2 separate regions of the Homo sapiens genome follow, and region 2 is linked to region 1. A link is a loop called in an ENCODE intact Hi-C map of the cell type or tissue named here. Cell type or tissue: endothelial cell of umbilical vein. All regions are shown on one strand. Region 1 has its middle 17 kb from the start of ATG16L2. Region 2 overlaps ARHGEF17 (Rho guanine nucleotide exchange factor 17).

Evidence for each region. Hi-C counts contacts between places; a loop is a spot of excess contacts. Peaks named below come from ENCODE experiments on the same cell type or tissue, not always from the same donor. Only the 100,000 strongest peaks of a DNase experiment are listed, where the experiment ranks them.
Region 2: a loop joins it to region 1, with 7 times the contacts of the local background. A loop is called at or near these places in 7 of 110 quality-filtered maps.

What each region holds. Positions count from the first base shown.
Region 1 is chr11:72,830,081-72,832,580 of GRCh38, forward strand. It overlaps a transcript of ATG16L2 not described here. Among named protein-coding and RNA genes, the nearest start is that of ATG16L2, 17 kb to the left of the region's middle. In endothelial cell of umbilical vein, a CTCF peak has its summit at 1,556 (motif pointing right); a DNase peak (open chromatin) is centred at 1,601.
Region 2 is chr11:73,334,637-73,337,136 of GRCh38, forward strand. All of the region lies in intron 1 of ARHGEF17 (Rho guanine nucleotide exchange factor 17), which reads left to right. LOC124902710 (a long non-coding RNA gene) reads left to right here. Exons shown (of 2, transcript XR_007062774.1): 2 at 1-2,500. Among named protein-coding and RNA genes, the nearest start is that of ARHGEF17-AS1, 27 kb to the left of the region's middle. In endothelial cell of umbilical vein, a CTCF peak has its summit at 1,009; DNase peaks (open chromatin) are centred at 95 and 965; H3K27ac peaks cover 926 bases.

The DNA.
Region 1 (2,500 bases):
CAGGGTGGGGCAGAGCAAGGCCTCTGTGTGTCTGTGCCTGGGGGAGGGCAGCTGTGGGCCAGATCTGGGCCTGGGGCTTTGCTTACAAGGCAGAGCCCACAGGGCAGAGTTGGGGCAAACCAACTTCCTTTACCAACCTAGGACTGGGCACAGGCCTGTGGAGACGGTGTTGGTTAAATGGCAACACCTACACTCTGCTGACTCCCAGACCACTCACTACTTTTGGTCTAGCTGCCTCCTGGCCATCATCTCCCCTGCAAGTGACCCGTTCCTCCTGCACCCCATGTCCCTGGGACCTTGTGCTGCTGGTTCTAGTACTCCTCCACCCTCCTGCCACTGTGGGCCACCTTCTAGACCTGCAGTCTCCCCATCCAATCCTTTCCCTTACTATGGCCAGAGTGACTTTTGTTGTTGTTGTTGTTGCTTTTGAGACACACAAAAAACCTTAGTGCAGCCTCAAACTCCTGCAGCCTTAAACCCCTGGGTTTAAGCAATCCTCCCACCTGGTCTTCCCGAAGGGCTGGGATTACAGGTGCACAGCACCATGCTCGGCCCAACAGGGTGACTTTCTAGGGTGTCGTGTTCACAAGTCCAATCCTTTGGAGTTCCCCTGCTGCCTTCAGAGACCACCCGCAACCCCAGCATGAAATCTGGAGCCCTTTGGATGTGACCCTGCTGGCCTCTCAGCTTCATCTTCATTTCCTTGCTATTCATTCATTCATTTACTCATTTAGAGATGATGTCTCACTATGTTGCCCAGGCTGGTCTCAAACTCCTGTGCTCAAGTGGTCCTCCTGCCTTAGCCTCCCCAGTAGCTGGGCCTATAGGTGCATGCCACCGTGCCTGGCTATTTCCTTGCTATCATGAGTGCATCTCAGACATGCTTTTCTTTCTTCCCAGAATGTTCTCCTTCCCTCCCAGCCCCCAGTTCAAATTTTTCTTTCAGGATTCCCCTTCCTTCGCCTGCCAGGCTGGGTAGAGGCCTCCTCTGTCCCTGAGCTCCCCTTTTGTATCTGCCTCCTCCATTTTAAGTCAAGGAACTCTTGGAAGAGGCCAGGATGGGAATAGATTATTTCCTGGGATCAGGCCTGGCACAGAGAATGACTCAGGAAATGTTTATTAAGTGGTTAAATTCTCTTATTCAGGCTGGATGCGGTGGCTCACGCCTGTAATCCCAGCACTTTAGGAGGCCAAGGAGGGCAGATCACCTGAGGTCAAGAGTTCAAGACCAACCTGAGCAACATAGTGAAACCTTGTCTCTACTAAAAATACAAAATTAGTTGGGCATGGTGGCACATGCCTGTAATCCCAGCTACTTGGGAGGCTGAGGCAGGAGAATCACGGAACCCAGGAGGAGGAGGTTGCAGTGAGCTGAGAATGCGCCATTGCACTCTAGCCTGGGCAACGAGAGTGAAACTCCATCTCAACAACAACAAAATTCTCTTATTCAAGGACTCAGCCAGTCTAACGGTCTAAGAGCCTTGGGCTCCAACATTCTTCGATACTCAGCCTTCTACTCTGCCCCAGCCCTCATGCCCTGGCTCCCAGCAGCCACCAGGGGTCACCAGCTGCCTAGTCTACTGAGGCCATTCCCGTTTCCAGGGACACATGGCTGGGGAGACCGACACTCCTGTAGCCACCGTGACTGAGCCCTTAGGAGGTGCCAGGCCCTGCCCTGCACCCTTTCTGCAGCATTATTTGTTCCTCCCAACTACATTGCCATGTAGCTACCATGTTTCCCAGGTGAGAAAACTGAGCTCAGAGAAGCCCTGCAGCTGGACTGTGGCTGCATTACACATACTCTTTTTAAAGCAACGTGTTCAGACTCGCAGTTAGGCAGGGCTGCGGGGCATGCCCCCTCCCCCAGGGTGTGTGTGCCCCCTGCCTGCTACCACGGGGGTAGAGGTGTGATGCTAGCCTTGTGTCTAACCTGACTCCCTCCCTACATCTTCACCCTTTTCTATTCTGGGTCCTGAGCCTGGACGGTTAGTATCCCTTGAAGTGAGGGACATGCAGGGACACAGGAGTGAGGGAACTTGAATCTTGGGAGGCCAGCTGCGCCATTGCGTTTCTCCCTCATTTCACAGGGTTGTAGTGGAGACTGCTTAGAGAGCCCAGAGGAGGTGCTCAGGAAATGGTCTGACTGATCTCTGGGACAGTGAGCCCTTCTCTCCCCCAAAACCTTCCCTTCTACTTTATGGGCGTCAATCTTACCACACACGCTGCTGCCATCGGGTGGAGTTGCCTCTCTCAGGGAGCACATGTTCACCTTAACTTGCTTGGAGGTCCCCCTCCCAGTAGGAGGGGGTGCTTCCTGGAGGAACAAGTCTGTAAGGCCAGAAACAGGCCAAGGAGTTCCCGGGAATGAGGTAGGCAGGAGGAAGAGGAGCTCACAGACTGAGCAGAGGAGTTCAGAGGGGCATGTCAGCGGGAAGGCTGTTCCTCCCTCCAGCCTCTTCAGTCCCGTTCAGCAGAGAGGTGAAAATAGATGTTGACAGCT
Region 2 (2,500 bases), 500 kb after region 1:
TGGGGCTCTGGCTGAGGCTGACCTGGCCTTTCCCAGGGTGCCTGGCCCACAGCCCAGTGAGTCATCTTCTGCACCAGAGGCAGGACACCCCATCCCACCGACAACACATGACTGCAGCCCTTCCCCCTGCTCCTGGGTCTGAGGGAGGGAGAGAACAAGAGGGGCTGGAAACAGACCCTGGATAACTTCCGTTCCCACGATCCCAGCCCCCCTGCAGGCTGGGGAACTGGGTGGAGGATAGGGAAGGGATCCCTGCTTTCCAGTGCTCTGTGCAGGTCAGGAATCAGAGGCTGAACGGTGGTGGTCCTGGGCCACAGGGCCTGATTCCCTGAGCACTGGTCTGGTGCTGAGCCAGTGTTAGACATTTTGAATGAAATAACTTTTAGAGCTGGGAGAGGAGGGCCCCTGGAGGTCATCTCATTCATAGGTTTTAAGCCAGGGCTGGGACCACAGGCCAGGCCAGTATGTAGGCAGAAGTGTGCATAGGGGAAGGTGGGTGCATTTCCTGGGAGCCCTAAAGCAGGAGTTGCCAGATTTAGCAAGTCCTACCTACCCTAAGGCCTCATGGGATTACCAGTGGGGTCCTTCTCGACTGCCAAGGGCAGGGCAACCTCCCCTGCTCAGACTCAGATGTGGGACCCAGAAGATCTGGGTTCTGGTTTCTCTGCCTGTAAAATGGGGGTGACAGTCCCAGCCTCTTGGGCTGAGAGGATGATTGCATTCAAAGCTTCTGAGCTCCTAAGATGTTTTTCACATCTGTTGGGGGTCTGTCTATCCATCTACTTCTCAAGCCCCACCTCCTGCTTCCCGCTATTATCCATAATGAGAAACTTTTCCTTCCCAGCCTGGAAGGTCCAGCTGTATCTTCTTGAAATTGGGAGGGAGGGGGGCGGATCTCAGAGAAGAAAGAAAGGGAAAAAACCCACATTAAAAAAAAAACCCACCAGTTAAATTCAAACCACATGCACCACAGCCCCTGCCATGTGGGCCTCTGCTGCCACCTGTGGGCGTCTGGTGGAAGTGCAGTTCTTGGGGCTTCAGCTTCCTCACTGGAGCCATAGGCTTAATCCTGAAGCCTGAAATCAGGAAGGAAGGTCAAGCTGTCCATCCTCCACCTCTGAGCATGACCTCACCCCCACCACCTCTGCTGCCAGGAAGCCTGGTGGGGAATTTAGAATCCATCTACACCTTCCCTTCTCCCCCATTTGTTTACAGAGGGGGAAACTGAATCCCAGAGTGGAGAGGAATTTGGCTAAAGTTGCAAAGCAAGACAGTCAATAGATAAGTATTGTACACCTACTGTATGTCAAGAGACCTGGTCTCTGCTCTTATGGATCTTCTGGTTGTGGAAAGCAGGGAGCAGACATTGAGACCGTCCTATTTCCATCTAACTCCCAGCCATCCATGGAAGAGAATACAGCCTCCTACCTTCTCATTCAAGGTGCTCTGGGCTTGGCTTGACTTCTTGTTAATGTGCTCTGTGACCCTGGTGAGGTCACTCAGCTTCTCTGATATGCCAGTTACTTGGGGTCAAATCCCAGCTTTGCCACATCCTGACTTCATAACCTCAGGCAAGTTGCTTTGCTTCCTGGAGCCTTTGTTTCCTCATCTGTAAAATGGCCATAACAGGAATACATAACTCAGAGGACTGGTGTGAGGACTAAATGAGATAATACATGAGAAACAGTGCCTCACTAAACATTAGCCAGCTGTATACATGAGCTCCCACCAAGGATACAGTGAGCACACCTCATTCCCAGAGGTCTAGGAGGGGGCTGGGAGCGCAGTGGGTACGGGGGTCCCTTCTGGGCTAAGAGTGCACCAGCAAGGTTCAGCAGTTAGAAGTCGGGCCTGAGTCCCAGCATAAGGAATGAGGGCTACCACCTCCATCCTCCTTTCAGCCAGCAGGGACAGTTTCTGGAAGGAGTGGTGAGGTTGGAGTCCCAGCTGGACCCCTCTGGGGCAATAGATGAAATCTAGCCTGTGCAGAAATCATCCCCTTCCTTCATTTCTCCTGTCAGCATATGAAGGACCCTGGGTTCACATTCCGTCTCTTCCACTCACTGCCTGTGTGACCATGGCTCCTCCACCTCCCTGATCCTCAGTTTCCTCAGCTAGGCACTTCTCACTGAGAGTCATGCAGTGTGGTCGGATAGTGCTGGGCTGGAATTACCTTGAAGGCATCCTCACTCACAAATTGGTGATTAATGCTGGCATTTGGCTGGACCTCATCTGGCCTGTCAGCTGGCATACCTACACATGGCCCCTGCATGTGGCCTGGGCTTCCCCACAACGTGGAGGCTGGGTTTCAAGAATGAGCAAGCCAAGAGAGCAAGATGGAAGCACATGGCATTTTTATGACCTAGCTTTGGATGTCACATAGTATCATTTCTGCTGTGCTCTGTGGTCAAGGCAGTCACAAAGCTTTACCCAGCTTCAAAGGGAGGGGACCTGGACCTCGTCTTTCTGTGGGAAGAGTCAATACCACATTGTAAGAAGA